Linked DNA regions of Mus musculus: all the other regions are linked to region 1. The links are chromatin loops, found by intact Hi-C in ENCODE. Cell type or tissue: left cerebral cortex. All regions are shown on one strand.

Region 1 (8,000 bases):
GCTGAGATGTGCGTGTGGTGACCACCTGTGAGGATAGAGGATGTCTGTCCTCACCTCCCCACCTTATTTGAGACAGGGTCTCTTCAGTCTGTGCACCATGGCTAACTGGCTGTGGGTTTCTGGAGGGTCTCCTGTCTCTGCCTCCTGGTAGGGAGCACACTGGAGTTGCTGAGGTTTGTGCCACTTGCCTAGTGGTTTCTTGGGGCTGTGTCACCATACCTGGCTTTTAAACATGGGTGCTGGAGTTCTGTACTCAGGTCCTTATGCATCTCGGTGGGCAATTCACCCTCCGAGCCATCTCTCCAGTCGTTGTCTGTGCACAGCAAGCTCTGGGCAACTGCAGCTGTAGCATGAGTAAAGGCTTAGAGGGTAGCTGAAAACAGAGCTGGTGTTAGAGGAGTTACAGGGAGGGTGGTGAGAGAGGAGGAGACTGGAGGCCTGGGAGAGGCCAGAACAGTTCAAGTGTGGGGGAGGGGCAGAGGAAGAAAGGGTAGGCTGGTGGCTCCCATCAGCACATCCCTTGGCAATCTTAGTGTATGCACACAGTCCTCAAGTAATCCCCCAAACTAGAGGTCAACAAGTTTAGTTTTAGACAAACAAACAAACAAACAAACAAACTCCCAAAGGTAATGGAAATTCCAGTATTTTTTACAAACACACCTCTGGTTTAGCCTGTTCATATCTCATGAAACATCTCCCTTCTTGGGGATCATCTATGGGTTGCAGAGACACACAGGCAACTCAGCTAACACAACTAGATTTATATTTTGAGAGCAACACTCTAGGAACAAACTATAGATTGACTTAAGGAGCCGATTCTCAGGTTAGAGAGATGCCTCAGTGCTAAAGAGCACTGGCTGCTCTTGTGGATGACAGGGGTTTGAGGCCAGCACCCACATGGCGGCCCACACGCCTTTAATTTCCATTCTATGGGGTCCAATGCTCTCTTCAGGCCTCCTTGGGTACCAGGCATGCATGGAGACAAAACACCCATATACATTTAATTTAAAAAGAAAGGAAGGAAGGAAGAGAGAAAGAGAGAGAAAGAAAAGAGGAAGAAAGAGAAAGAACGAAAGAAAGAAAGAAAGAAAGAAAGAAAGAAAGAGGAAGGAAGGAAGGAAGGAAGGAAGGAAGGAAGGAAAGGAAGGAAGGAAGGAAGGAAGGAAGGAAGGAAGGAAGGAAGGAAGGAAGAAAGAAAGAAGGGAGGAAGGAAGGGAAGAAGAGAGAAACTGGTTCTCAGCCACAGCAGTGGTTGCCTCCCTGGGGACATCTGGCAACATCTGTGGGCTGCACATTTGCTACACTGAGAGGGCAGCACTAGTGTAGTGCTGCCATCTAGTGGATTCATCCAGACACACAGCTAAACGCCCTACAACAAAGCAAGTTGACCTCTCTCCAAGTGATCAGGTTAGGAAGTGGATCCAGTAAGAAGTTAGAGACTTCTCTAACAGCTGGGATAAGGTCACTGTGACAGAGTGTGCCTGGAGTTGAGCAGGAAAGAAGAGAAGGAGAGGAGCTTTGAAGGTAGTGAGTGGGCACGCGGCTTAGGGCCACATACTGTCCTGAGATGAGATTGTAAAGCCCAAAGAATGTGCTGGGGAGAGAGGGAATGGGAAGAGATCAAGAGGGAAGGGAGGGAGGGAAGTAGGGAAAGACAGAAAGAGGTGGGAAGGGAAGGTGAGGGAGAGGGAGAGAGGAAGGGAAGGGAAGGAGGAAGGGAGGGAGAGATGGGCATAAGATAAGCTTTGGACTCCAGAGAGAGAGATAGGGACAAGCCCACTCTTTTAGAAATCAGATCTATCTCCGAAGTAGAAACTTTTAGTTCTTTGGAAAGTTAGTTATGTCAAATGGTGGTTTGCTGGGGCACACAGGTGAAAGGATCTTTTGCTAAAGCAGACACGTGAAAGACAGTTTTCCTGAAGCAGACACACGTGAAACGATGTTTGGATAGAGCAGACATGCGAGAGGACCCTTGATGAAGGAGTGAGTATAAATATGACCCCACCCACAGACACTCTTGATGAAGGAGTATAAATACGACCCCACGGACAATGGGGGACGAGCACTGAGCATCGGTTTGATTTGTTCTGTCTCGCTATTCTTCACTAAAGTCACGCATGTATTGGTACATGTCTTTAGTGAAGACCTTACATAGTGCTGTTGAGCTCAACTTATGCTAACACCACCACTGAGAGACACTCACCCGAGAACTGCTTGTGAGGCTCCTGCGGCAGCTTGCTGCTTCTGCAGCCTTGCCTTAGGCCGGTTAGGAAGCCTGGCAGTTTCTTCAGGATTGACCTACAGCTGCTGGTTGGTGCCTGGTATCTTCCTGCAGAAAGGACTGGTCTGTAGCTGCTGGTTCATGCCTGGTATCTGCTGGTCTGCAGCGGCTGAGTCGTATTTGGTATTTGCTACAGGACTGAACCCAAGAAGATCAAGTTCGTCCCCAAAGAACTACAGCTGAACAGGTCCACTTCCCCCAGATCTTAACAATTTTTCTCTTCCACGACCTCTGCTGGGTGGTGGGCTATTGGAGAGACTGAACTCTTACTAAAAGTAAGTTGCAAAAAAAATTATGCCTACATATCTCAGCAGTATCCAAAACTGCAAGGAGGGAATTGTCCACAAAGAACCGGAAGATTGGAGAAGCAGAGGCAGTAGTAACCAGTACAGAAAACTCATAGGCCCTGAGGCCCAAGAAGGGACTGGAAGCAGGGCTTTGGGTCTGCAGTGGTGCTCAGAAATGACAAGCCCAAGAATGAGTGGCTTTCTAGGGTTTGTGTCACACAGCTCGCTCTTCTGCTCTTGCGTCTTGAGAGAGAAGCAAGGGCGTCCCAGGCTTGTTGTCCTCACAGAGGAGCACAGGGCCGGGCTGTGGGCATGTCAGAAATTTCTATTAGTTTCTGGCAGACAGTGAGTGGGTGGCAGGTACCCCAGGCACCTGTTGCCACCCCACAGACACAGACTGAGCAGCGCCTCAGATCTCCTTATAGAACCCAGCAAGGCCTTTTAGCTTAGAAAGCGCAGAGGCTGGGGGTTGACCAGAGCTGTGATCAGCAGACAGACTGCCAGACTTCTGGGCAGATCCTCAGCCCTGAGGGTTAATATTCAGGGTCGTTCCCTAGAATGCGCAGGGTACTGTCCCCTGGAGTCTGAGACCTTCAGAGCCAGTCAGGAGCTGGGCACTGTGCAGAGCGCCCTGATGCGGCACGATTTTCTTCTGGGTGATTCTGGGGGAATAGTAAATCCCACTCTCTGTCAGAGGAGGGGTCCCCTGGAGTTTGTCTCCCTGTCTCAATCTATACAGTCTGAAGACAACATCCTAAGGCATCTCCCATCATCTCGCGTGAAAGGCCTCAGGCCAGGCCCTATCCCATGGGAAAGATCAGGAGCGGAGCCTCAGCTCCAGGTAGCAGAGCAAATGCAGACAGCCACCCGGGTAGCTGCAGCACAGAAGACGGAAAAGACCTGTGACATGAGAATAAGAGAGAATCAAGGTCCGAAAAGCAAGCTGGGGAAGGGGCTCACAGGCCGCAGAACCAATGCAATGTGAGTGAGAAACTGATGATAAGCCAGGGAAGATGGGAATGGCTGTAAGCATCAAAGAGAGGGGCTGGAGAGATGGCTCAGAGAGCACTGGGTGATCTTCCAGAGGTCCCAAGTTCAATTCCCAGCACCCAATATGGTGGCTCATAACTGTCTATAATGGGATCTAGTGCCCCCTTCTGGCCTGCAGGCATACATGCAGGCAGCATGCTGTATACATGCTGAGAGGGCTGGGGCGGAGCGCCTGCGTATAGTCCGTATATAAGGCCTTGGATTCACTCACCAATACTGGGGACAATAGAGATTGAAGGAAAATAAAGTTGGGCCGGGGAGATGGCTCGGTGGGCAAGACACTTGTCTCCAAGCTTGAGAACCAGAACCAGAAGCTGGAAGGAGAGAACGGAGTCCGAGACTTCTGACCTGCATTTGCACACAGTGGCACGTGCACTGCCCCTCCCCCCAAAGCGAAAGAACAGAAAGCCGGATGGACGGCCCTCTTAGTGGCCAGCCATAGACGGAAGCTCAGAATGGGGAGACAGCATGAAAGGGTGGAGGCATTGTGGCTGGAGGGGTGGCTTGGGTCGGATTCCCAAGTGGCTAGGACAGAGAGGAAGGTGGGAAGATCAAGTGCAGGGGGACCTGGAGAGTCCCCAGGAAGGGGGCGGGATTTCTCTCTGTGAAGACAGACAGGAGCCAAGTGGGCAGGCATGATGGCCTGGTTACATATGACACCAGAGGACAAATGAGAAAGAGGATGTAGTCACTAAGTCACCAGTGCCACCCACTTGTTCTCTCCCAGTGCCCGTGATACTGCAGACTGCCTTTCTCAGTAGTCAGAGGGCTTCGACCCAGACTCCGTGCGCTATTCCCTTAGTCATAGGACTGAGCGGTACACCGGACTTCAGACAACCCAGGTTCAGAGGACAGACGAGCAGTAACCCTATGCGGTGTGTTTCTCTGCCTCCATCCAAACTCAGCAGAATCCCAAAGAGAACAAAACTCATCGCCAGGTAGTGGTGGCAGACAGAAAGATCACGAGCGCTGTCGTGCCCCAGGGGTGTGCAGGCAATATGCTTTCGGTCTCACACAAAGCCACCTATGGTGGGTACCAAGCCCAAGAACTCTCGATGCCCCGAAGGACAGCTGATGCAGGCTGTGGCCATCTCGGGTGAGGCCATAAAACCAACCACTGAACGCAGACCGCCTGCTCTTCCTCAGGCGGCGCTGTGCCGCCAGAGCCAGCGGCCAGCAGAGGGCGCCTCAAACTCCCTCGCCATCTAAGAGGGGCTCGGCTCCCAGTGGCATCCAAGAAGCAAAAACTCAAGATTTTAAAGTCTTAGCATGTGGGCAAGCTAGAACACGAAAAGGTGAAAATTAGCTCTCAGAACTTGTGCTTGAGGTGGGCGCCATATAACCAAACAGCTAAGGTGCAGCCTTGGGATTATTTCAGCTGAAAAGATGATCTAACTGTCGGTAGCTCTCAGGAAAAGGATGTGATAAGTGTATGCTCAATAATGCTGTCAGAATCATATGGGGTACTCCAGGGAGAGATGTTAATGGCTACTGGAACAAGACACATAACCCTAAACTGTACATCATACTCTAGATGGAGCCAGTGAGCTGGCTCAGTGGGAAAGGGAGTTTGTCCCCGAGCCTGACCTCCTGAATTTGATCCCCATAACCCACAGGGTGAGAAGAGAACTAACTTCCACACGTTTTCCTCCATCGTCCACAGGAACACTGTGGTATGCACACGCTCCTCCCCCCCCCCACATAAATAAATAAAGTCAAAAATAATGGTATCACAACTGATCAACTATTAGAACTTTGTCATTCTGCGCCCTAAATAGGAATACAAGGATTACCAGAAAATGGATGTCAAATTCAAGATTACTACTGTTACGGTAGCTAGACGGCACGCTACAAACTCTTAGAATGTGTGTTCTATAAGGGAAGGCTAGAGTGGAAAGGGAAGATTGTGCAGATGGTTTGCATAAAGCGGATTCCCACCAGAGCCGTGACCATCCACGGGACGTCACTGCAAGAGAAACAGACAGTGAAATCATGATGCAAGGGAAGTGAGTATATTACTGAATGACTGACAGGGGACCATGGCTACAGATTGACTGAAAGGGAACATAGGTACCAAAAATGCAAAGAACCCAGCTGGCAATTCTCCCGAGTTGTGTTCATGTCCCTGTGTTCTGGGAGAGTTGCAGAGGCAGTGGGAGAGGGAAGGGACAGAACCACCAAGGTCCTCAGAGCCTTGCTAGAAATCCACTTGTATGTGCTGACAAATGACCATGTGGGAGACGATGTCACCCAGTTCTTCAGAAAGGCAGGTAGATGAAGGCTCAGGGAGGGGACAATCAACACCTGGAGCTCAGAGAAAGCAGCGTTCTACCAGGGAGCCAGCCCTGGCCTCTTGCTGGCCTTTCACAGTGACCAGGGCCTCTTTGGATTTAACAGCAAACAAACATGCACAGCACGGAGTGAAGCTGGGAAAGAGCCGGCTAAGCAAATGGTTAGAGCACAGGATGACGTCAGGCCTCAGATCATTGGCGTGTCCTGATGTCTGGGGTTTACTGTTAAGAATTGAGTGTATCGGTATACTCAGAGCTGTTTCCAGCACTCAGGAGGCAGAGGCAGGAGGATGTAACATTGGAACCCGGCCTGAGCTACACAGAAGAACTCTGCTTCAAACAAACAAACAAACAGTACAAAAATAAACAAATGAATAAAGAAACATTTTATAAAGGAAGATGAAGGAGAAAGAATATGGATATGTGTTTAAGTGCATATACATGTATGAATGTCTGCACACATGCATGTACATATGTATGACTATATACATGCTGGGGTTGGGGGGGACGACAGACAATAAAGCTGTCTCTCACTATAGTATTTTCAACTTTCGTATGTTTTGAGTATTTCTGTAATAAATGGTGTAAATCAATTTATAGGTTTTGTTTTGCTTTAAGACTAGGTCTCACTGTGTTGCCCTGGCTGGTCTAGAACTCTCTACACAGACCAGGCTGGTTTCAAACTCAGAGCTCCATCTACCTCTTCATCCCAGGTTGCTGAGGTTAAAGGTGTGAGTCCTTGAACCTAGTCTGTGTGAAATAATGAAGATGTTGCAAATATCTGTTCATTTACCTTTCTACATAGACTTTAACTCTCCTTAACACCCTAACTCAAATTACGAATTTTTAAAAAGAATTTCCTTCTTGTTCTGTGCATGTGTGTATATGGGGACATGTGTGGGAGTGCCCCAGGAGCCCAGAAGACATCAGGTCCCCTGGAGCTGGAGTTATGGGTGACTGGAGCTGCTTGATGCGGGCGCTCAGAAACAAACTCAGGTCTTCAGCAAGAGCAGCGCGTGCTATTCCATCTCTCAAATCCCAACTCAAAGGATCTATGCTGCTGGCAACGGGGTCAGTGCTTTAAGTCAGATCTGTCATTTCAGTATCTCCAAAGGAGTTTTGTTTGGTTTCAAGAGATTTGACTTAACTGAGACATGTGGACAGTGGCCTTGGAGTCAGAGAGTCTCACTGATTCTCACGCAGTCTACTTGCGATGCTGGGGACTGACTACTCTTGTTCAGCGCTGGGGTCTGGCAGCCATGGCCTCATTTAGTGCTTGTATCCAATGATGTAGATACCACTGTTACTCCCCGAGGAAATGCAGGTGAGGAATAGCAGAGCCATTCTTATGGAGGGATGCGTTTCGAAATGTGAGCCATGTAGTAGTTAAGGATTGCTAATTTTGAAGCAGAGCAGCACACCTCCTGAACTGGGATTGGGCAGCACAGCCCTGAGGTCCAGCAGTGTGAGAAGCAGGTTATGGGAGGAGCTTCCAGGGGGCGGGGCCACCGCCTCTGCCTGCACTTCCTCCTCATATCACCTCCTGGCCATCTTCCAAGGTACTCTATGCCCAAGCGCTGCTTTTGCTTGCCTCCCTTGGCTGGCCTAACTCACTTCCTCCCTTTGGAAGGTGGCGCACGCCACTGCTGAAGGGCAGGGGTCTCATGGGGTGATGGTTCAGGAAGAAGGCTCTGCAAGGGCTTCACAAACTGAATGTGGACTCTGCCTGTTTCTTGGGCCTCTGTCCTGCAGCTGTGGTACACTGCAACCTAGACGGGAGGGGAGGAGGGAGGGAGGCGGAAGGGGAGGAAGGAGGGGAGGAGGGAGGGAGGCGGAAGGGGAGGAAGGAGGGGAGGAGGGAGGGGAGGAGGGAGGGGAGGGGGGAGTGAGAGGAGGAAGGGCCTCCCCTGGGGAGATTCCTGCTTCTGGTGTGTCCTTTTTTTCCCTCACAGGATCTGTGATCAGAGAACTCTGAATCTGACTTCAAGGTACCCCGCCCCCTCTCAAGTGAATGTCCAGACCAATGGTGACACCACCCAAAATGAATTTGGAGGCCTCTTTGCAGACTTCAGGAGTTCTGTACCCAGCTGT
Region 2 (8,000 bases), 120 kb after region 1:
CCACACTGTTCATACTCAGCCACACTGTCTCAAGAGGCCTCTTGGGCCAGGTTGGGCTGGCCCCAAGACATATAGGGCAAAAACTAAATGTGACTTCAGGTGTCTGTTGTGCCGCCACACTCTTAAGGTCAGAGAGAGGCGTGCCTGTGATTTCCGGTAGCCATTAAAGGACTTGTGTCTCAAGAGTGCTGAAGAACTTCATATAGGACGTCAATGGCAGAGTTATAGAACAGCACCTGGAGAACTGAGGCAGGGGAATCACAAGTTTGAGGCTAGCCTGAGCTACATAGCAAGACCTGCCTCAAACAGGGAGCGAGGGATGGGGAAAGAGAGAAAAAAAGACAAACCTGAGACTGGGCAGCAGGCCCCACAGTGCTTACTGCTGCAAAGAAACCAAGCAGGAAGGAGGGAGGGGCATAGGCAGCCTCCTCTGCTTCCTTCCCAGGATGATGGCTCCTCCCCGCTCCTCTCCTGGGCCACTGTCAGCATCTCCCAGTGTGACACTGCTTGGAACCTCCAAGAGCAATATTGGCTTTGAGATGGGTCCCAGCAGAGCTCTCAGGTGGGGGCTGGGATTAGTGGCCCCCCTAGTGGCCTAGAGGGCCAGCCACTCATCCTTGGGGCTTTCCTTCCTATGGGGCGGGCTGTACTCCGGCTCCTGGCAGAGGGGGAGGCTACACACAGTGGCCTTTGATCCAATCAGACCCCCAACATTCTCATTGTTTTTTGTTCCGAATCCCAAGCCAGGATTGTTTTCTGCTTTGCCTCTAGCAGGGAAGCTGGTGGGTAGGTGGAGCCTGTGTACGCGTGTGGCTCTCTGTGTTTGTGTACGTATATATGTTTGAGGATATGTGGAGTGTATGTGTCTGTATGTGATGTATTTGTGTATTCATGTGTGTGTGTATTTGCGTGTATATATGTATATATGTGTGAGATTGTGCTTTTATATGCACTCATGTGCATATATAACTGCATATATGTGATAATGTGTGTATATGTATTAAGTGGGCATGTGTGTATTTGCATGTGTGTGTGTGTACACCTTTATGTGTGTTCTGGGCAGTGGAAGGCTCATATTAATTCTTAATACTCCTCTCCAGTGAGCATCACCAGGTCCTGTTCAACTCCCCACAGTTTTGGCAGCAGCAGAGTAACATAGAAAGGGCAGGCATGGTCTATGGCCGATCATCACCAAGTGCAGAAACCAGAGCCTGCCCATCCTTTCAGGGGCAGCCAAGTCACTGTCCTTCCTAAGCTGCCAGGACTTTGCTGCTGGTCTGTGCTCTGGGCTGAAGACAGAGCCACAGGAGCCCTGTCCTGTTTCACTTCTCTTGCTGGCAAAACAGCAGCTTTGGGGAGAGGGCTCACTATAGCTACAATTCCAGGCTTTAGTCTATTATTTTAGGGAATTCACAGTGGGAGGAGCTCGAGGCAGCTGGTCACATCACACCCACAGTCAAGGGCGGAGAGGAAGGAACGCATGCCTGTTTGCTTCCTTATGTGCGCTCAACTGAATTTCTCCATTCTTATCTAGTACATGGCCCCTGCCAACAGCATGGACTGCCATGCTGAGTAAGTGTGGAGACAAAGAAAAAGTATGGATGTGATTTGAGACATGATAAGTTAGGGTGCCTGGAGACATGAGGAAGGCTTGCAGACTGTCTTCTCTGGGACTCGCAAAGGCTCTGGGGGGAGTAACGTGCAGATGAAGAGGGGAGGTTCCCCCCTGTCTTACATTCTGTGAGGTCCGTATGGCAGGAATGTTGGGCCCAGAAGCAGCCTGAGTGAAGGATGGTGAGGAGGGGTGGAGCTGGGTGAGGGGAGCACAGAGTCCCCTCAAAAGTGTGTGTGTGTGTGTGGGGGGGGAGAACAGACCCATGAGGCTCTCTCCAGATGCTCTTTCCATAGAAGTCAGCTCCCTGGATTTCTGCAACCACCCAACTGTTCAACATGGGCAGCTGAAGACAGTGTGGGCCCAGCCAGAAGGTGCAGCAATGTCTGACCCACACCAAATGCTTCACCTTACAGGTGGGGAAACTGAGGCCCAAGGAAACCTGGACTCTCCAAGTGCACAGAGGCAGCTGGAGATTGGCTAGGCCTTGAGTGGGATCGATCTGAGCGCAAGATGGGTCTGGAATGGTCTTTCACTGCCCCTACCTTGAGCTAAGTGGGCAAGTCCATGTTTCCCAAAATCCCTACATGACCAAGCAAGGCAGCAGGTGCTGGAGACAAGGTGGCCCCTCAGGCCTGTAAGTTATCTTCTCGGGCTCATATTCTTTGGACTTCAGGTAGCCACAGTGGCCCTTTCAGTGAGTAGTAAGCAGAGGCCTACTTGCATGTGCTGTGAGACAGGGAACAGGGCTGGGATAAAGCCAAATGGCAGAGGACAAGTTCCTTCCCCACCTGCCTCGGCACACCATCATTTTCCTCTCTCTTCTTGACTCCTTACCTTTGCTGTGGCCTCGTGGCCTCAAGAAGGCTGCTGAGCTGCCAGACATCACCACGTTTAAAAAGCAGGAACTGTTGCCAGGCTTGGTGACACATACTTTTGATTCCAGCATTGAGGAGGCAGAGGCAGGCAGATCTCTATGGGTTCAAGGCCAGTGTCTGCTAACAATGAGTTCCAAGACAGCCAGAGCTACATGGTAACACCTTGTCTCACACCCTGACCCTCCAAAATAAATAATAAAAGTAGAAATTGTTAAGGGGTGTGTGTTGGGGGTTTGGACAGGGAGAAAGTTCTCATTCCACTCTCCTATCAGGGACAAATCTCCCAAAGAAGGCATCTTTGCCCTGGTGCTTCACATAGAACTCCTCTATCAAGAACTAGCCTGGTTGGAGAGATGGCTCAGTGGTTAAGAGCACCGACTGCTCTTCCAGAGGTCCTGAGTTCAATTCCCAGCAACCACATGATGGCTCACAGCCATCTGTAATGGAATCCGATGTCCTCTTCTGGCGTCTCAGTGTACTCATATACATAAAATAAATAAAATCTAGATTCTGAATATAAGAAAATAAAAAAGAAAGTTAAAAAAAAACTAGCCTGAACCTCTCCTAATGAATTCCTAGACACATGGTGTGTTGTGCAGTAGCAATGGGGTTGACTCTGTAGGTTGTCAAGAGGAAAGCTGACTCAACTCTGTCATCTGGAACATATCGAAAGCTGTCTCCTGCCTTCCCAGCATGCACTTCTAGCTTTCCTCTTGGCATCCCTTGCTTTTCCTCAGTTAGAAATGCAGATTCTCTGGCAACGAGGGAAGCAGGAACTAGCCTCGTTACTCAGTCTACAGTGGGCTGCCACAGCCTGTCTTCAGTCTCCATAAACAATACCACTTGAATGGCTTCATGACAGTGCTTGCTCACTGTGGTGTGCCTAGCCTTGTGGCCATGTCCCACCTGAATGGTGACATCTGTGTCTGTAGTGCTCTGTGACTCAGCTCCCCTTCAAGGAAGGACTGGAGTTTCAGGGAGGGACAGCAGCTTCTGGCTGTCAAGCATGGGGGCATGGGTCTCCTTGCCCATGCCCCTGCTCCACCTCAGGGAGGCCCACTGGAGACTCTGTGATGTGGGATACCAAAGGCCTGGCCACCCTGTCCCATCATGGGACATTTCTGACAGCCATCTGGCTGCATAGCTTTGGGGCTGGCTGAGGGTTGCTGGCCCATCTCCTGGCTCATCTCTTGCCTCTGCAAGCCTCTCTCTCCCATTACCTCCTGTACAGCTTGACTCAGGGTCTGCCTCCTGGGACCTGAGCCAAGACTGCTTACAGCAGCACCACAGGGGGCACCCAGCCTGCCCTCTTTCCAGATGAGGACAGAGGTACAGGAGGGGCTCCAGGCCCGCAGCTACAAGCAGAGAGACATGGATAAAAAGCCAGCGAACTTCCACACATTGGAGTAGCACGGCGTTGAAAAGGGTCCAGCAAGATGGTCCGACAGGTTAACCTGCCTGCTGCCAAGTCTGAAAACCCAAGTTCAATAGCAAGGATGCACATGGTGGAAGGAGTGTCAACTCCCACAGGCTCTACATGCAGTGGTACATGTAAATTTAAAAAAATTTTTTTTCCAAAGTGTGTCCCTCTGCCTGCTGAGTCTGGAGGAATGCAGAGCCAGGCAGCAGGAAGCCCCAGGAGGAAGTCCTAGTGTTCAGCACTAGTCAGGGCCCCAGGACAGACAATGGGATTTCCCCATTGCTGGGAATGCCCCGTGGTCCAGCCAAAGTGCTCACCCAACACCTACGGGAGGGCCAAGCGAAGAGGATGGGTGAGAGGTTGGGGCAGAAAGAGCAATCTGCCTCACGTGTGGTACTGAGTGGTCACTGAAGTGTCTGCCAGGGTGGAAGCCAGAAGTGGCGTCCACTCGCTGTGAGCTGAGGAGCAGGCTCAAGAAGGGGAGAGAATGGCAAGCTGGGCAGGAGAGAAGGAAATGAGGGAGGGAGGGAGGAGGGGAGAGAGGGACAGGAAAGCTTTTCTCCACCTCTACCTGTCCCAGAGTGACGGTGACAGGCGACCTCTGGTGGCACAAGGCAGACACTGCCTTGGTGTCAGATGCCTTGAATCAGACTTTAGCTGCTGGTGAGGGGCTGCTCCATCAGGGCTGGGGGGACAGCAACACTGTGACTGGGAAGGCAGTGAGGTGCTGGCCTGAGTGCAGGGTCAATCAAGTGCTGAAACCCTCACTAGCTAGGACAGATAATTTAACCTTTAAAAATAAAATTGGGAGCCAGGCATGGTGATGCATGCCTTGAACTCAGACCAGCACATGGGAGACAGAGGCAGGTTAATCTGTGTTTGAGGACAGCCTGATCTCCTTAATAACAAGTTCCAAGTCTGCTAAAACACACACACACACACACACACACACACACACACACACACACACACACACACACACACACACACGTATGTATGTATGTATGTGATGGCTTGTATATGCTCGGCCCATAGAGTAGTACTTTTAGAAGGTGTGGCCTTGCTGGAGTAGGTGTGTCACTATGGGAGTGGGCTTTAAGACCCTCATCCTAGCTGCCTGGAAATCAGTATTCTGCTAGCAGCCTTCAGATGAAGATGTAGAACTCTCAGCTCCTCCTGCACCATGCCTGCCTGGATGCTGCCATGTTCACACATTGATGATAATGGACTGAACCTCTGAACCTGTAAGCCAGCCCCAATTAAATGTTGTTCTTATGAGAGCTGCCTTGGTCATGATGTCTCTTTACAGCAGTAAAACCCTAATATACATGTGTATATGTATATATATTCTCTTAAAAATCAAATTGGCAAAGCATGGCTCACATCAGCTCTTAGCTGCCTCTTTTTGTAAAGCTCAGTAGCAGAATCAGCTCTTACTTTTGATGTCACATCTCACACCCCACCCCCACCTTCACAAGGGGGGAGGGCTTCCCTGTCCTGTACAGTAGTGTTCTGTGGACATGGCCTGCTCATCTTGTACTTACCAGCATACCTTTGAGGCACACACCATTCACTACTCATGGCCCCACGGACTGCTTGCAAATGTAGTTACAGTAGAGGAGAGAGTGGCCAGGGTCCTCTCAGGGCTGGGCATGTATCCGTGTTGTGTTTTACTTCCCTAGCCCTATCCAGACTCAGACTTTAAGCCCTGCTCCATTTCTCTGCACCTGCTACCTCCTGTAACATGCTTTCATATGTGCAAAGATCTTAGTGATTCTCAACTGGGCTGGTAGTGTCAAACCTGGGGTATGAGTCCCAGCCACCATTTCCAGTGGCCCTAGGACATATTTCCCTAATGGACTGGGCTTTGCACCAAGTTGCCAGAGCTATTGTCTCATCCTAGCAAAACACTTCTTGCTCTCACATAGACTGAGGACCTGGAGCTGCAAAGGTCCCCTGTGCCCTTTGTGAGACTCCATCCCTGGCAAGCTCCCTTCCCATCACAGGCAAGGACTGGGTGCAGATGGGTAACACTCCTGCTGGGGGGCGTTACTAGGCTCATCATCTCTCTCGTACCTGCAAAGATGTGCCCTCAGTGCTACTGCTACCAATAGGCCACACCTCACCAAGTCCACCCAGACCAGGGACTTCACTGCATGCCCACTGCTGCTTCCTCCCCAGCCACTGTCACCAAAGGGTGGATGTAGTAGCAGCCCGTGGATATCAAGTGTCTCGCTTCCTCTCTTCCCCACAGCTCTTTGTATGCCAGCAACCAACGCACCCACAAAAGGATAAAACTTTTACCGCTGAAAATCCTAGGAGGCTTACAAAGGAAACCATCTTGATAGGGGACCCTGCATGAACTGGCCTTCCCCAGCCTCCTCACCCATTTTCTGCATTGTGGAACTGGCCTTGTCCCCCAGGACTTTTCACCAACTTCGCATGACCATGCGGCCCTAGAATCCCTCCCTAGGCTCCAGAACCTCGGGTTTGCTTTACACCTTCCCTCGACACAAGACGGTCATGCATTCTGTCCTACAGGCAAAGCACGGTTCCCTGCTCCTCTTGAGTGTCAGGGCCAGCACTGTGAACACTAGGGATCTAATGTATGTGTGTATCAGACAGTCATCTCCTCAGGCAACTAACTGTCCTTTCTGTACGTGAGGAAACTGAGGGTAGGCCTTCTCCATTATGTTGATGGTAACGCCGGCTCCCCTGGCCCTTAGAAGTCATTGAAAATGTTATACAAATCGGTGTCTTATAAAGTCAGTCATATTGGATGCTTCAGTTCTTGTCGGGTCAGTAGGGTATGGTGGCTCACACATGCAAACTCAGTACCGGGAGGCTGAGACATGCTTGAGATAGTTTTGAACATTTCACAAAAGCACTGAAACTCATGGAAAGAGCGCTGGCTCTGGAGTCCTGAGAGGGCATCTCTTGCTCCCCGTGAGACCTAGGCCAGCTCCTTGTACAGCCCACCACTCACAGTGAAGACATCCCAAGGACTGCTTTATTGCTGGCTATGAAAACTCCTGGCACAGAACCTGGCATACACTGAGCAAAGCAGGCAATATTAATCTGTACTAGTGACATCCACCTGGGAAGGGACATCTTCACCCTCTCCTGGCCATCTGTCACAGCAGGCCACTCAGGTGGCAGCAGCTGTGGTGAATGGAACAGTCCTGGTCCTGTTAGAACTCAGTTTTCAGACTCAGTCCACCCAGATTATCAACCTCATCACACGCTCCCTCACCATCTCTGCTGAGAGACAACCCAGCTCCCTTCTCTACCCACATGAGCTTCACGACCTATGGCTACAGAGCAGCAAAAACTCAGTGTTCCAGGTCTCCGAAAACTGTTCTTTTTCAAAAGATTTATTTATGCAGATGAGTGCTCTATCTGCATGTAACCCTGCAAGCCGGAAGAGAGCATCGGATCCCATTACAGATAGTTGTGAGCCACTGTGTGGTTGCTGGGAATTGAACTCAGGACCTCTGGAAGGGTAGTCAGTGCCCTTAACCTCCCCGCCCCCTTGTTTTTGCTGTTGAAAAACTGTGAGCCTGCTTTCCTATAAAAGAAAAAATGGAAGTACTTTTTTTTTCATCTTTTAACAACTCTCAAGAATATTTTAACAATGTGTTCTTGCTACTTTTGTTATCCGTGTGTTCAGGAGGGGGGGGGGAGTGGGGGAGGACATGAGCACATAGGTGCAGGCTCCTGAGCAGGCGGAGGCAGCACTGGGTCCCTCAGCTGGGTGCTGGAAACCACACTGGAGTCCTTTGGAAGAGCAAGTACTCCTAGATCCAGGCCACCTCTCCAGCCCCTCAAAAACATCCTTTATATCAAACTCCAGACACCCACGTAGGAATCCACACTTGGAACAAGCTCCACGGAGCAGTCCACTGCATCCCAGTCGGAGCCTGTTCTGCTTTCTCAAAGTGGAGTTTACATCCACTGAACTAGCCTCGAGCACAGTCTTCATACATATAACAAATACCCGACCAGAGTAAAAGGCAGACAAAAAACTGCATCCCAAACTGAGTCCCTGCCTTGTCCTTCCAGGGTGTCTCAGCTCAAGGCTGCCTGCTCT
Region 3 (8,000 bases), 130 kb before region 1:
TCTCAAGCCTGACCTCCTGAGTCCATCCCCGGAACCTAGAAGATGGAGGAGAGAGCTGACTGCACAAAGTTTGCCTCTGCCCTCTACCTGCATGCCATGGCACGTGTGCCCCCCCACACACACACACGCACACACACACAAACATACAATAATGATGATGATGATAATAATACATGATCTATTGAAAAACAAATGCCAGAAATGAACAAGGCAAGGACAAGGGGCTGGCGAACTTTAGGCCGGGCGGCTGCCCTTGGCCTCGGAGCTGTGGCTATCTCCCCGTGCAGGAGCCATAGGTGTGCTGGCTCCCACACTGAGTGGCTCTAAGCCCCTCCCTAAGCCCACACTTGATGCAGCAGAGGCAGGCTGGCGGTGTGCCACATGCCAGGCTCCACACCCAGGAGACAGAAGGAAATGTCCACACCAGCCTCTGTGGAGTCTCCCTCCATGCGTGGGCCCTCTATGTACTGCAGGCTTCTCCGTGGTTGGAGTGGCCAGGGGTGGGGACATCCTGCCGGTGGTAGGTGGCTTGGCACTGTTGTCAGTGACAGCCTTCACCCACCGGGTGCCAGAAATGGCCTCTGACCCGGATTCATTTCTAGACATCACCCAATGTCCTTTGGGGACCAAAAGTGGCTCTGGCTGAGAAACACTGAGGACATGCGGAGAGCAAGAAAGAGGGAAATCTCCTCCTAGGGTTCGAGGCAGAGTGGTGGCCACTGGGTGGTGGCATAGGGCTCACTGGGCAGCATCTGAACCCGAGAATTAGGAGCCCTACAAGACCTCTTAATGCTTCAGACTAGATGTGGGGTGAACCCCCTCAGCCTTGGGACCTCACAGACATGTGTCCAGCCCCCACAAGGAACCTGGCTTTTCATCACTGTACCCTGGGTCCCGTCAGCCTCTCGCAAGCATCTGTCCCCGGCCGGTCCCCACTGCTTCTGTAACCCTTGCCCCATATTTACTGTCACCATGACCCAAGAGCTTCATGCGCCAGACATGGGCACACGCGTGTCCACCGCATTCATCTGGCCCTCTTGGGCCCTAAAGGCAGCAGTCGTAGCAGGCCTAGCAATGGCAGCCCTGGACCTGGCTTCCCAATTTAGCCACTCTCCCTGCAGCTGGGCTGAAGCTTCTGCAGACAAATGTCACCAGGTGCTTCCCTTGTTGAGACCCTCAGGGTCCCCACTGCTCAGAGACACCATCCCATATCGCCTTCCTGCTTCCTGTGGCTCTCCAGCCATACAGGCCCTGCTTCCGAAGCCCCAGGGGTGGCTTCCCTGGGATCCCCATTCCATGCAATTGCTTCAGCAACTGGGTTGGCAGTTTCCCACCCTTTCCCCCTCAGGGGACTTCCAAACCCCTGAGCCTGGAGCCCCCTTCCTCTCCAGTCTGCCTCCCCCTTGCTCCTTAAAGGACCATTATTCAATCCTACAGGGCCCTGCTTATACCTCACTCTGAAAGTTTCTGCCACTCACCCACAGCTCTTACCACCGCGCTGAGAACCGCTTAATTATCCGCGGGCCATGCTGGACCGATGGCCTCCTGCTGTCTGGGATTAACAGTTGTGTTTCCCACCCTCAGCACACCGCTCAGCACAAACTCATGCCTAGCAAACACATGCTCGTGTGTTGGGTTTTTTTTCCAACTAGATGATGAACGGATGGAAAACTGCACAGACAAGTGCATGTGTGACCTAGGGAAGAGACTGTTGCGTAAGTTGGGTCATGGGGCTTTGGACTGGGTGTTGAGAGGAAGAGCCGTTCAGGCCTTGAGCAGGATCATTGGGTTGGAGGCATCGTAGAAGATAAAAGAGGATGCAGAGGGGTTACAAGGACCTTGAATGTCACTGTGCAGAATCTAGACTTAATTCAGTAGGCGATGGGGAGCCATGGAGGGGTTTTAATCAAGCAAGTGACGTGATCCCACCTGTGCTGAGGAAGGATGCCTGTGACTGCAGCAAGGACTGTGGTAGGAGGAAGACCGGAGGCCTGCAGGCTGGCGAGGAGGTTTCCATCATGATGCCTGAGTCAGAGTGGGAATCACGGGATGGGTTGGGGGAGAGAAGGCAGAAACTAGGACAAAAACGAATCTGTGAAATCTAGAACCTTCCTTTGTCCCTTGCTACTTAACCAGCCAGTTTCCACAACCCTGGAAGCTCAGGAGGAGCCTGAGATCAGAAAAAGTCTGATTCTAGCCCCCAGGTAGGCAAGCCATTGTGGCAAAGCCATTGCGCTCAGGATTATTAACAGAGTATTACCATAATCAATTTTGTGGTTAACCAGCGACCTAAGTGCCCATCATGGTGCAGAGGAAACTAACTTATGCATCTTTCTTTCTTTCTTTCTTTCTTTCTTTCTTTCTTTCTTTCTTTCTTTCCTTCTTTCCTTTTTTTCCCCACTCAGCAACCTAACAACTGAGGTTCAGAGGTTCAGAGAGGTGAAGTAACTTGTCCAAAGTCACACAGGCCCCAAGTCATAAGCCCCGCTTGCATCATCGACAGAGCTGGTTGGTGGCAAGCAGACAGTCAAAGCCTGGGGGTTCTCATGAGGAAATAAGGAGTCCGTCCCCTCCACGTGATTGCAGGTAAGGTGGGGCCGGGAGGAAGCATGGTAGTAAAGAAGCACCTTCAGGCTCTGGAACCTTCTATACTCAGACCCAGACTATACTCAGATGTAGGGAGGCATGGTCCCCTGTAAGAGAGTCTGGCTTAGGAGTGGGTACTGTTTGTGTCCTTAGCATTAACAAAACAGGAGCCTCTTAGGGCAAGCAGCAACATGGGCCCAGAACCCAGGAGCATCACCTTTGTGCAAATTAGAGGAGAGTGTGCCCTCCTCCGGGCTCATGCAGTGCCTTTAGGGCTCCGACTTGTTGAGTGGAGCCCAAATAGATTTTAGATCCTCTTCTCCTCCTGTGCTGAATGCCCTCAAGACAGTCAACAGCCAGCCCAAGGGCACGACAGCTATGCCTCCAGCCTCCCTGTTCTAAACCTCTGCCTCGCACATACATAGACTCAGGCTGTTGTGCAAGGTAACTTTCCTGTTAGTTTTTACCCTTTCCTTGTGAGATGAAGTCTAGTAGTGCCCATTGTCTGGATGACAATGTTGAGATCAGAGCCTGTCCTGTGTAAGGCAGGGGTGGGGTGGGGTGGGAACATGACCTTAGGCTTTTGTTTTTTGTTTTTGTTTATTTTTAGAGATCCCAGTTACAGAACTCAAGCGGCCAAGAAGCAGAGGCATCCCATCCAACATTCCATCTTAAGGGTGCTCTGAGAAGCTAAAGCTGATGGAGAGCCTCCTTTGTATGTGGGGGACATTCAGGAAACAAGGCTTCAGTTCCTGAGCCTGGACTGAGGTGTTGGTCTCCTCCCAGCCAAGAACGACTGATGCAGCCTGTCTTGGTTCCCGAGGGAGGGCTGGTATAACCCTAGCTTGGGTCTCAGCCTAGCCCCCCACCCTCTCCTAGGCTTCCCAGCAAGGGTGCAGTTACATAAACAGAAACTCATTCCCCCCCCCCCCCCGGGCTGTATTTCCAATGGATTTTCCTGATGGAAGAAAACAAGAGAAAAACTCAGATAAAAGAGGAAATTTAATTGGCCAACTCCTTTATTGGTGTGGTAAATAAACTGTTCCAAACTTTGCTGTGGTGAAGATCCCTGTTCCATCTCCAGCCCGAGGCCTCACAGGGAGTCTCAGAACTCCACAGGATACGGACACAGAGAACCCCAGAGGGGGAAAGAGGCTGAGGCCCAGCCTCTGTGCAAAAGCAACCAAGCCACACACACACACACACACACACACACACACACACACACACACACTATACACATGTACCCAGGGTCACCACAGTTTTTCACTTAACAGCTTTCTCCCCCTGAGAGCTCTGGGGATCTACCTTAAATACCTCATGCTGCATGGAAGCAAACGCCTTCCTGCTTTGCCTGCAGTCTGAGGACAAGAAATGGATCCATTTTCCCTCACACTCACCCAGCATACAATTGGTGAGGCCCGGATATCAGGGTGTCTGGGTTCCCATTCTGCCTTTTGATAGTGTTTGCCCTGTGACCCCAGAACCCACCCTCCAATAAATACTTCAGGATGGGAAGGAGGACAGCCCAGGTAGATAGAATCAGACAGGGTGCCCCAGAGGCAGATGTCCTAGGCTGAGAGACCTAGCTTGGTAAAGCACCTGCTGGGGAGCACAGGTACTCTTGTAGTGAAGGAAGATCACAGAGACACCCCCACTTCATCCCAAGCAGTGTTTAAGGGAACACTGGAAAAAGCCGGGAATCCTGCTGCCGCAGAGTAGAGGCTGGCTTGGGGAAGAAGATGCCTTCTGACCTGACAGACACTGAGGCAAGAAGGGTGAAAGAAGGTGGCAACACTGAGGATGAGACGGGCCAAGCCCCCACATCCCAAAAAGAGTCAGGGTGGGCACTGGTGGGCTAGCGTGGGAGATACTCTGAGGGACAGAGGACATAATGGATAGGCTTCCAGGACAGAAGGAGAAGAAGCAGAGGCAGTAGCCAATACTAACAATCAAGACTCTGGCCAAGTTGAGCACTCCTGCTGGTTCTGGGACCCAGGGAGCTCATCAGATGGAACGCACACCCTCCGACCAACGCCGCCGCCGACTAGGAAGGGTAGGAGAGAAAGCAGGGGGCTCCTAGCAGCGCGAGCCGGACAAGCCTTCAACCGGCCGGGCCCCGCAGGCTTCAGCCGTCGCTGCTGTGCCCGCCAGCAGGGGGTGCCTCTGCGGCTTGGGGAGACCTCGGGGGACTCCAGCCTCTCTCTGCGCTCCGCCCGCTGCACCCTACAGGGTCGTCTCCAGCAGCACCCAAGCTGGGGCAGGGACCCGACCAGGCCACAGCGGAAGTGGCGAAGTCAGGTCCCGAGCCAAGGGAGACGTGGTTAGGGATAGTGTCTATCGAGGGTCCCGCAGCCTGTACGCCCTCACAGTCGCAAGGTCCACGCCTCCCGGTTCCGCACCCCGGCCTCCGGAGGGTCAGTCCCGAGTGGCGCGTGCTTTGGACGTGAGCCTGTGAAGCCCGGTCCTTCTCCGTGGTGGGGACAGAGTCCCCGGAGTCGTGTGCGGATGAAGAGGGTAGAGCTACCTCTCAATCTCCACCGGCCATCCGACGGCCGAAGGGAGCAGGGGGTCACGTCGGCAGGGCCACAAGGGTCCTCATAGCCTGTCCAGCTCACCCCACCCAGGGGTGGCCGCAGCCGCGCGTGTCGCCGCGGCTCGACCCGCACACGCACCCGCGCGGCGCACACGCTCCCGCCGCGCCGATCGCCGGGCCTCCGGGAGGGGCTGCGAGCCGAGCCGGGGCGGCGCGGGGTGGGCGGCGGGAATGCCGGGGTCCCGGCCCGTACAGAGGCTGGATTCTCCATCTCCCCACCCCTCCCCGCACTCCGGCCCTACACCCCTGGCGCAGACACCCCCTTCCTCCCCGGCCTCGGGGGCATCCTGGAGCTCAGGACACAGGGACCGCGACTCCCGGGCCGGGAGGTGGCCGGGCTGGGCTCCGCGCCGGGGAAAGTTTGGACGTGGGAAAGTCCCTGTCTCCCCGCCGGGGAGGGGGCGCGGGATGGGCGCGCTTCAGCTGTTGCCCCGGAGCCCGCGCCGCGCCGCGCCCGCCTCTCCCCGGCCCGTGCACCCTCCCGGCCCGCAGCCTTCCCCAGCGGCGATCGGTTGTCCTCCCGCGGGTGCCGCGCGCTCTTACCTTGGGGAGCGGCCGGACTGCACCCTGGTCCGCGCCTTGGGACGCCAGCAAGCGGCAGGATCACAGCCAGGTCCGGCTCTGGCGTCCGCTCGGAGGAGCCGAGGGAGAGCGGGAGCGAGAGGGGGAGCCGCGGCGGCGAGTGCGCGCGTGTGTGGAGGAGCGAGAGAGCGAGGGAGTGTGCGTGTCTGACTAGGGGGGAAGTGTGCAAGGGACGGATCCCTTCCTTCCTCCCGCAGCCTCTGGTGGAGACTCGGAGAATGCAGCGCCCGCCGGGCAGGAGCGCCGAGCAGCGCCGAGCCGCAGGCGGCCGCCGGGCCGGACCCCGCAGCCAGCCGGGGAGCCCGGCCCCCGCCCCGACCGCACCCCTCCCTCGCCTGCGGGGCCCGGAGGCTCCGTCTCCCCCGTCGCCGGCAGCGGGAAAGCCCCCGGGGGAGTGCTCCTTCTCCTCCTCCCAGCCCAGATCCGCGCGAAGGGAGCGCCCCCAGGAGGGGAGCGGGCTCCCTCCTTGCCTGGCGGTTCAGCTGCCCCGAGGCACCCGTGGCAGACTAGACCCTGTCCCCACCACTCCCCTGGCCAGACTTCGCTGCATCTAGCCCCCCTTCCCCCACACACTATGAAAGCCCGGCTTCAAAAGAAGGGGGTGCAAGCGAAGGTAGAGGCGGGCTTCTCAAGTGGCCACCCCTGGCTGGCTGCCCAGAAAGGCCCTTTGCACAGACCGAGGCTTCAGAGACAATCACTGAACATTGAGGTGGACAGAGCCCCTGCCCCGGGGCTGGGAGTCTGCTGGCAGGTGGAAGGTCAGTTGTCCTGGGAAGAGAGCCACGCTGGTCATTCCTCTTTAGGAGCGAGCTCTGGAAGTCCTGTGCCTCCAGCCAGAATAAAAGAGTAGGCAAACAAGACAGTCCAGCCTAAACTTCGTGCCCTCTAGCATGAGGCTAATAAAATCCACCCCCACCCCCCACTGTCCAGAAACGCTTGCAAAGCCAGATTTTCCGTTCTTGCTCAAATTCAGCTAGCCCAATGCCCGATGTCTTTTCTGCCTAGACTGTTTCCTTTTTCTTAGCTGCATGGGTGCCAGCCAGGTGACTGAAGTGACCGTGCAGCTGTATGTCTTTGCCATCTGCCCCTAACCAAGCATCCTGGCCTGCAAAACAGACGCTGAGTTAAAGAGGTGACAACGCCCTCCCTCCGAGACCCTGATTCCTGATGGTCCCTAGGGACCCATACTCCAGCTCGCCCTGGCCTGCTCACCACCGGGAGCTCTAATTTCCACTCTCCCACTCCTCCCTAGTGACTGGTGTCTCCTCTGGGTGGTTGCATTTCTAGTCCTTCCAGCTGAACTCCATCACTCTTATTTATTTTGAGATTTATTCTCCACCTCGACAGCCGGTTCCCTCCCTTAAGTCCTTCTTCTCTCGGTTCATTCCCTTCATTGATCTCCCAAGCGTTGCTTTTGTGCAGTCTCCTGGTCTTTTTCCTCCCCAACCTCTCTATTCTTAGCCTCTACTCTTTCATGCTTTCAGAGACCAGAGGCTGGCCTTCCAGATGCATCTCCACACTTTCTGCTTTCTCCCTCTCTCCCCGACTCACTTTTTGCAGCTGTGGATCCTTCTTTTCTGTCCCTGCCCCAGGCCTGGCTGTGTGCTGACCCCTCAGGACTCTGACCTAATTACAGGGCCATAGGTTGTTTGGGCCTGGGCTGTGATAGCCTCCACATTTGCCTGCACACAGTGGGGTAAGCCACAAAGTCTCTTCTCCCCAGAACTCCATTAGAGCCTTACCTTTTACTCTCCCAACATCTCACCTTCCCCTTTAGGTTGCCTCCTACCCTTATCCAAAAACCTCCTCTCGGCGGCCTCACGTCCTGGGTTCTGGGAGCACTTGAGATTCACCATCGTCAGAACTGCTGTGATTTTGCTTGTATGCAGATCGGTCCTATTTTACAGACGAGGAAACATTTTGGAATATCAGGAATACACAGGCAAAGTGGTGAGAGTGGATTAGTTAGTACATCCTGCCTGGGTTCTCTGCTCTGGAAGAGGGTAAGCCAGGGCTCTTCTGACTGTAGCAGTAGGTGGCAAGAACAGGAAGAGATCCCATGAAAATCTTGGGGTGTCATAGAGGTCTCTTTCCCAGCATTGACTCAGATCAGATGACACCAATGTAACAACAGCAGCTAGTAAGCCCTGTACTACCTATTAATTTTTATGTAGATTATTTCATTTGATTGACACAGCAGACAACCTACAAATTTATAGACAGGGAGGCTGGGGCA
Region 4 (8,000 bases), 77 kb before region 1:
GGAAGCTCTGTGAAGCCCAAAGACGACAGCAGGAGTGGAGAGATGCCACATTCCCCTCTATCTCCTCCCTATGGTGGCAGGGGCCAATCCTGTGCCCTGCATGACCCCTTGGAACAAGTGGCTGGTCCCCACTGTGGAGGTCACACAGAGAAGTGGCAGCCCAGGGACTCACTTCCTGTCCAATTTCATCACCGCCACCCCTGCTAGCCACCTGTTTATCCCGCCCGGGACCAGCGTCCAGGAAAAGCCACCATCACCCAATACAGCTGTACCAACTACAGCCACCTTAGTGCCGGTCCCTGCACTGGCAAGGTCTGGTTACCTTTGTCAGCCATTTGTTGTAGAACGTGATGCCTATGGAGAAGCAGTAGTATAGAAGGACCAGGCCCAGGGTCAGAGCTGCCTTCCACACAAAGGCGACGTCCAGGGCCCACCTCCCCATCCGTGGGCCAGCAGGAACAGGAGCCTCTCTTGAAGGTGGCTGGCAGGGAGAACCAGCAGGACTCGACCACGGTTTTCAAAGGGCAGCTCCCCTGGCTGGAAGGATCCTCTCGGCCTCCATGATGGGGAATGGGCAGTGGGCCCTTGATGGAGTCCTCACCTAAGGGGCTGGTGGCCAGAGCCAAACGGTCCCATGGTTAGCTGGATGCAGCGGTCACAGGTCCCCAGCGCTACTGCTGGAGAGAAGAGAGGCAGGGTCTGGTGGTGTGGCTACAGACCAGCTCTGGTTGCCATGAGACTGCAGAGATCATGAGTCCCACCCCCATCCAGGTAGGTACTTGAGGCTCTAGTGTACATTCAAACTGTCTTCCACGTGTTCCCACTACATGGGACCTTTCAACAGCTGACTGAGGTCTCATCAGTCAGCTTGCTCCAGACCTTTAGCAGCTCCCAGCTGGCCTTCAAGGCCAAAGCCCTGCCTGGAGGTCCAAGGTCTAATCTGGTCTAGTCTGTCTCTGCCAGTTTGTTCCCAGAAGGGACGGAGGGAACACCACACCCAACCCACCTTTCCATCCCTGTCAATGCGGCCACTTCAGTACAAATTCTCTTCCTCCAGAGCCTTTTTTTGGTAGCAATCTCAAGGGGTGTGATTTGAGTAGATAGACCTTTTTTCTTTTTAGTGCTGTGGTCAGAACCCAGGGCCTGAGGCTTGGGGCCATGATCCCTGTGAGCCACACCCCGTCCCCTAGTGTAATGCTTATAAGGTTGCACTCCAAGAGGGCTGCATGCACACCTGGCCTTCTCTATGTTCCCGTTTAGTCTGATGACTCTCTGACAGAGAGCATGTATGGGATTTCAGGTCTTTAGGACCTCAGGTGGATCAGCCATACCTTGCCCTGGTCTCCAACGGCTACTCCCAGAGAGGGGGTGCTTGCCAAACCAGACTACCTCTTGTCAGTCAGCCCAGCAACACCACTGAGTGCCCAGGGCAAGCCTGGCTCTGCATGGGTGGGCCCTGGCCCACTGTTAGACATCTGCTTCTTCGGGGGTACTACAGGTGCTTCCTCCCCACCAAGCTGAGATGCCAGCTCTCTGGGAACCTTCCAGAACCCTGAGCTTGGCCTCTTCCCCGATCAGGCTGGACAGACCACTCTGCACTCTGGAACCTGTTATCACATCTCCTCCCTGAGGGTAAACTGGGCTGGCTGTGGGCTTTGCCCAAAGGACTCCTGGACTGTGGCTATCTTTAGAGGACCTTAGAACCCTGAGTGGTGACCTGGAGGAGGCGCCCAGCGTTTAGTGAGCAGGGACTATAAAGGCTAAGAAGGATTCTGCATTCGGAATCTGAAAGTTACAAAGGCACAGGGCCGGCCACTGGTTTCAGCAACCGTTGTTTTCCAGGGCTCTGCCATACACTGAAACCGTTAAGAATACCACATGTGCTGCCCAAGTGGAAGAGTTCCCAGTCTGGAAAACCCGCTTTGCAACAGTGCTCACGGCCCTGGAGCTGCGGGCCTGGGGGCTGTGTGCTTCCCCTCATGGTGGGCTCACTCTTGTGCATTCTGCAGCACGAGGAACTCACCAGTGGTCTCACTGTGACTCCAGCACCACAGAAATAGACAAGAGGGAAACAGCTTATTTCACCAGCAATCCTTTCCCATTACTGTTTGGACACCACTGATGTCCAGGTTAATAAACAGGCTGTGACTAAAGGCACGGTGGGACCATCAGGGAGGCCCTGCCCCACTTGCCTAAGGCAGCCTGGTACCTTGACCTTGACCTGCTTTCTGCACACTGACACCTGCCCAGCATGCAGCCGGCTCTGGTCACCATGAACTCTAGAGGCAGATCTAGCTGCTGACTAGACCTGTTCACCTGGGCCACTAATCTCAGGCTCCTGTGGATATTGCTAAACAGTTGGGGACCCAGGGTCAAACGTTCTTCAAACAAACCTCCAGACCCACATTCTCTTATTCTCTAGGACTCTGCAGCCTGGCACTACTGAATCTTTCTGGAAGAGGCCAGTCTTTTTTGTTTGTTTGTTTGTTTTGTTTTGTCTTTCAAGACAGGGTTTCTCTGTATAGCCCTGGCTGTCCTGGAACTTGCTCTGTAGACCAGGCTGGCCTTGAACTCAGAGATCTGCCTGCTTCTGCCTCCCAGGTGCTGGGATTAAAGGCGTGTGCCACCACTCTAAGATTGCCCGACAAGGCCAATCTTATAGGCTGCAATCTGTTAACAAATCCCTGTTTCTACCCACCAGATGCCACAAGCATCATGTCCCCAAACCCAAGTTGTAACAACCCAGACTGTGTCCAAAAATCCCTTTGTAGTGCTGGCACAGCATGTGGAGGGTCTGGGTTGAGTCTCCGACACTCCAGAGCAGCCCGTGCAGTCCTCCCTGAGAACCGCTGCCCCGCCCCTTCCCAGGCAGTCACGGGGCATGCTATATGGGGCATCCTGTTCTCTTTTCTCTCAACGTACTAACCTGCCTACTTCGGCGCACTTCCTCCTTGGTCACCATACTGCCATTTGTCCACTGCTCAAGTCTCCCCTTTCCTTCAGAGCCTGTCTAGCTCCCCACCTCTATGGGGCACCATGCAGAAAGTCACCTATCCCCCCACACAGACAGAACCAGAAAGGACCTTGGAAGCAGATAGCCACTCTGTGTCCCCACTAAACAGCGGTTTGCCTCACACTGGCTATACAGATGTAAAATTCCTAAGGGCCTTACCCTCCCTCCATGGTAATGGAGAGCAGGCTTCTAATCACATCTACCCAAGCAAGGAATTTAGTAAGTGTCCCTTTCCCCAAGAAACAGTGGCTCCCTCAGCGCAGGGTGGGGCGACACTGTAGCACCTGGCTGCCCTCTACCTCCTCAGCTGGAACGTGGGTGTCCAGCTTAGTGCCTCAGAGCACAGCAGAGATCTGTGAGAAAAGCCGTCTGCGTCCCCTACAACTGAGACTCTGAGTTATCTGACTCAGTTTCTCTGGCCGTGTGGTTTGGGGGGCAGAGGGATCACTGGCACGAGGAGCAGCACTTGGCACTGGCGAATGGCAGGAGTCATTCTGTCACCTACAGCAAAGTTTCCAAATGTCAGGCCCCACTCCCTTACCTCAGTCTGTCAGGCTGTTCACCCAGGCAGTTACTCTTTCCCTGTCACCTCGCCAGAGCCCGGGTTTCTGTGGCTCTGCTCACGAAACTGACAGCTTCCTCCTCAGAGACCTAGCGGGTGCAACTTGCCACAGTCTCTGGAGTCTTCCTTCTTTCTGACTCATTCAGTAAGCACAGATGCCTGAGGGCTGCAGCCCAGCCTCTCTTTGCCGCCTTCATTCCCAGCCCACCACGACCAACCCCGTAACTCCAGCCGACAGCTCAACCTCAAGGTGCTGCAAGGAGCTACCTTAATATTCCTCGGGTCTTCATCTGACTCTCAAGTCACTTAGAAACGGCCAACCGAACAACTGTTTTCTTTGGCAGAAGGCAGTCAGCACCAGTGAAGCCATTGCTGCCTCCCTCGGCATCCCTCATCTCCTGCCTTGTCAAGTCCACCTCTAGTTATTCCTTGACCCACCCACTTCTCTTCACTTCCTCTCCCACCACCACACACTACACCACAGTTTCCGTTCACCTACTGCCTGCACTTGCCTGCAGTCCACAAGGAGCCAGAGACTGGTGGAATGGTTAGTGTGGTCAACCTGACAGAAGCTAGGGTCACCTGGGAGACGGGCCTCGGAGCATACCAGGAAGGGATTGATTCTCTTGATCAGGTTAACCGATGTGAGGAGACCCAGGTAGCTGTGGGCAGGAACTCCTGGCCTCCATAAAGAAGGGAGAGTGCACTAGCAGGCACTGATGGCTCTCAAGATTCTATACTTCAGAACTGTGGAAACGACGTGGCCAGCTGCTTCAAGCACTTACTGCCCTGACTTCCTCACGACGGACAGCACCAAGAACTATGGGGGAAATAAGCTCTTTCTTTCTTTCTTTCTTCCTTCCTTCCTTAAGTTGCATCAGGGAAAGAAACTAAGACTGCCGGTCCCAACAGACCGGAGACCCCGGGGCTGGGTCCGCAAGTTCTCCCTGGATCCTGCCTGCCAGCTGCAACGCCACGTACAGCCGTGTGCCCGGAACATCAGCCGGCGTCCTCCTCGGCAAGGCAACCTGATGCTCTCTGCTCTGGTCCCCTTCCCCAGGACCCCCATTGCGCGTGGCACTTAACACCGCGTGACGACTGTGTTTGCTCACGTGTCCCTGCCGCGCCTGCTCGGCAGTATCCACCTGGTTCCCCCCATCCCCAAGACCCGGCCCCTCGTACGTGCTCGGCGAATGCCAGGCGAACGGGCCCAGAGCCACTGGAAAGCTGGGGAAACTGAGGCCGGGCGAGAAGGCAGGGGACCGCCCACACGCCCACTTACCTCCGCCCAGGCTCTCGCCGGGAGCCTCCTGCCGGAAGCTCGAGGTGGGCACTGTGCCTCAGGAGGCGAGACTTCCGCCGGAAGTCGGTGGGGTGGGCGGAGCCAGAGCATCTCTAAGGCGGCTACAGCAAGCTTCCCAACACGGTCCCTCTGTACCTTTCCCTTAAACGGGCACCAGGAACGAATCACAGCTACTAATAACTCTGTACAGGGCTTATTTCTTCAGGGACTTCAAGCAGCAGGGAAATGACATGACAACCATTAAATTTTATTAGTAAAACGTCCTGGCAAAGTGATAATGGACACTTTGTGACATTGCGTATGCCTATAAATTTGTGAGAATTATTCAATAGGCTGAGTACGTGAAGTTCATCGCAGAGGAAATGGAACCCAAAAGGAAGGGGGTAAGAAGGATCTAGTCTTACCGGGAGCCCAGGGAAGCAGGTTACAGTGGCCGCAGAACACCAATTTAGCACACCTGGATTTGACTCATTTCAGGTACAGAGTATGTGGGCAAGATAACCTCTAAGCCATGCAAGCTAGGGCTGCAGACCCGAGCTGGCCCAGTTCTCGGCGTCTGCTCATCCGGGCTCTACTAGGACTGGCTGCAAACAGGAATCCTTGCACATGACTTGGCTGGGCTCCTGGCTCCTAGCAGAAGGCTCAAGGCCAGCGTGTAAGCTGTGCTTTGTGCACACTGCTGCTGTAGGCTGTTGCCAGCTGGCATCACGAAAGCATTCGTTGATTCAATGCTTCCTGAGACCTACAATGGTGCCCATCGCAGCCCAAGGTCTTGGCTTCGTTCAGCCCTCAAAGCCTGCGTTGCATGCACTTTCTATGCCTTCTGAAAGCGCCTGTCCTCACCCCCTTCTGACTGAGGCAAGGGGAAGTATCTATTTTCATCACTGCCTTCATTCAAACCTCCCAGCTACCAAGGCTGCTGATGGGAGCACCAGCTTAAAGCACCAGCTGGCAAGCTGGGCACTAACTGCAGGCAACATGCGGGGTGCGGAACATGTCTTCTTTGAAAGGCACAAGTACTCGAGCTGTTCCCTGGCTGTGTCCCTGGCAGGGGAAAAAGGGAGGATGGGTTCTTGGGGGTGTACAGTATGCCTTTCCACGTTGTACCCAGCACGACTGAGCAGAAAACGCTCTGTCCTGTAGCACAAGCTGTGAGCATCCTTAGCCAGCAGGTGTGAGTAGTTTGCGCATGACAAGAGCAGGAGAGATGAGGGGAGAGGGAGATGCTCTCAGAGTGGCTGGGAGCTCTCCACATGCTCCCAGGCACACTGAAATGAAGGCTGTCAGGCCGCTCCTCACCCTTGGGACAGGGAATAAGTGCAGAGGAAGAGGTGTGGATAGGAAGCAGTCTACATGAAAGAGTATTTATTGAAAACACATCACTGACAGGAAGCTCCTGGCTGCTCTCTGGTTACACTCACAGCTCATGACTGAGAGCACTACAGTTTTGTTCTTGATTTTATTTTCCCTTAAACATTCTATCCTAAGATAGGAAGATCTTATATAAATATATATACATGTCTGTATAAGTATGGCCTATAGTAAAGAAAATATATAGTACACTCTTCACTGGGTAGTACCCACCATGCCAGGCTACCAGTACTGAATACCACCATGGTAACATGCGTCCAAGGAAAGAGGCTGTGCGCGTGGGCTTCCAGTGCTGCAGCACCAATGAAGGCCGTGGCACAGCTGTGGCCCCAGCCGCTGTGAAATCATGGCTAATGGCACAAACCACAGCGCCAGGAAGGGGAGAAAGGGAAGGCAACACCCCTGTCTGAGGCAGGAGGGAAGCAAACGGAGGGGCCTGTAACTGAGGGGGCATGGGAATATTGTGCCTCAGCAAGGAAGAGAGAGGACTGGAGGGGTAGGGGGAGCCAGAGGCCTCAGCCTGCCTTTCCCTGCAGTGTTCATTCCTAAAGCCTAAGAGAGCAGGACTCAGGCTGGAGGCCTCTGCCTGGCCAGGATGAGGCTGAGGGCTTGGGGCAAAATTACTACCTGTCCTGATACCTGCAAGGACAAGAGAGACGGGTGTCTCTAGAGACTAGACATGGTAGGGCCAAACCCCAGAGGCAGCAGCATGAGGCACAGGACGAGGCTGGGATGAGCCCTCAGAGACCTATTAAGCAGGAGCTCAAGGCCTGTTCTTGCCTGAGCCACCTGAAGACAGTCACTCCGAGGCTCTCACCGAGCTCCCCAGGCCTCTTGCCCCCATGGTCAGCCTTTCATGGACCAGCTTTGGCCCACATGGGCTCTCCAACAAACCAGAGAGGAGACTTGAAAGGAAAGGGGATGGCTGTCAGTAGGTCCAGTACCAGATGCAGATGTGACGCAGAGCGGGAGGCAGGAGCCTCATGAGTTCACCCCTCCAAGCCCGACCCAGGCTCTGTGGTGCTGAGGAGGGCAGCATGCCCTGACTTCATGACTCCTGGTGGATGGGACAGAGAGAAGCTCTGGGTCCCACTGGCTCTGAGGAGTAGTTACCACAATCACTACAGAGTTTGTACAAGTGGCGTGGGCTGCCAGTGTCTCTCCTGGGCCCCAGTCCCTTCCCGCTCAGCCATAGTGATAGACGAAGTCATAGCTGCTGGGCTCCTTGGGGACCGGAGGTGGCGCCTCGGGGATCTGAATGTTCTCCAAGTCCAGAAGCCGCAGCTTCATCTCCATGCTCAGCAGCGTGTCCAAGTCGCTCTTGGTTAGCTCGCTGGACATATCCTTCCCCAGGAGAGCGCTGAGTCCATCAATCCAGATGCAGTACTGTGGGCAAGTTGCAAAAGTGACACAGTGGCCCTGGGGGCTGCAGTGGGACTCACAGCAGTGCTGTTGGGTACCATTCAAAATATGCAAAACTCATGGGAGACAAGAGCAAGGGAAGCAGGAAGATGAGCATCATATCAACTGATAGTGTCTGGGGGATTCATGTGGGAATTTAAAAAATAATAGGAAATGTGATCTACAATGCAGTTCTGGAGACCAAGAGAACAGAAACCAGGACTGGAGCAGAAAACACACTCAATGAAAACACACACACTCAATGAACACACACACACTCAATGAACACACACACACTCAATGAACACATACACACTCAATGAACACACATACTCAATGAACACACACAC

The links. Peaks named below come from ENCODE experiments on the same cell type or tissue, not always from the same donor. Only the 100,000 strongest peaks of a DNase experiment are listed, where the experiment ranks them.
Region 2: a loop joins it to region 1, with 6 times the contacts of the local background. A loop is called at or near these places in 16 of 42 quality-filtered maps.
Region 3: a loop joins it to region 1, with 2.3 times the contacts of the local background. A loop is called at or near these places in 4 of 42 quality-filtered maps.
Region 4: it touches region 1 in a loop (2.6-fold over the local background); 5 of 42 quality-filtered maps call a loop at or near these places.

What each region holds. Positions count from the first base shown.
Region 1 is chr2:165,359,746-165,367,745 of GRCm38, forward strand. It overlaps Zfp663 (zinc finger protein 663), which reads right to left. Exons shown (of 6, transcript NM_001379474.1): 2 at 2,204-2,419; 3 at 220-343. The coding sequence starts at 234. Gm29831 (a long non-coding RNA gene) reads left to right here and starts at 7,426. Exons shown (of 3, transcript XR_001783548.2): 1 at 7,426-7,468; 2 at 7,862-8,000. In left cerebral cortex, CTCF peaks have their summits at 1,340 (motif pointing left), 3,735 (motif pointing left), 4,788 (motif pointing right) and 4,998; DNase peaks (open chromatin) are centred at 1,331 and 4,768.
Region 2 is chr2:165,482,844-165,490,843 of GRCm38, forward strand. It overlaps Trp53rka (transformation related protein 53 regulating kinase A), which reads right to left. Exons shown (of 2, transcript NM_001007581.1): 2 at 7,269-8,000. Among named protein-coding and RNA genes, the nearest start is that of Trp53rka, 6.5 kb to the right of the region's middle. In left cerebral cortex, a CTCF peak has its summit at 4,524 (motif pointing left); DNase peaks (open chromatin) are centred at 551, 1,455, 3,193, 3,859 and 1 more place; H3K27ac peaks cover 349 bases.
Region 3 is chr2:165,228,830-165,236,829 of GRCm38, forward strand. It overlaps Cdh22 (cadherin 22), which reads right to left and starts at 5,908. Exons shown (of 12, transcript NM_174988.3): 1 at 5,726-5,908. It overlaps Gm36748 (a long non-coding RNA gene), which reads left to right. Exons shown (of 3, transcript XR_375215.3): 3 at 1-4,085. In left cerebral cortex, CTCF peaks have their summits at 4,738 (motif pointing right), 5,971 and 6,192; DNase peaks (open chromatin) are centred at 460, 2,027, 4,802, 5,959 and 1 more place; H3K4me3 peaks cover 2,482 bases; H3K27ac peaks cover 1,083 bases.
Region 4 is chr2:165,282,927-165,290,926 of GRCm38, forward strand. Slc35c2 (solute carrier family 35, member C2) reads right to left here and starts at 4,912. Exons shown (of 10, transcript NM_144893.2): 1 at 4,858-4,912; 2 at 323-677; 3 at 1-7. The coding sequence starts at 442. Elmo2 (engulfment and cell motility 2) reads right to left here. Exons shown (of 21, transcript NM_080287.2): 21 at 5,105-7,635. The coding sequence ends at 7,435. In left cerebral cortex, a CTCF peak has its summit at 4,875; DNase peaks (open chromatin) are centred at 3,668, 4,916, 5,550 and 5,837; H3K4me3 peaks cover 2,460 bases; H3K27ac peaks cover 4,329 bases.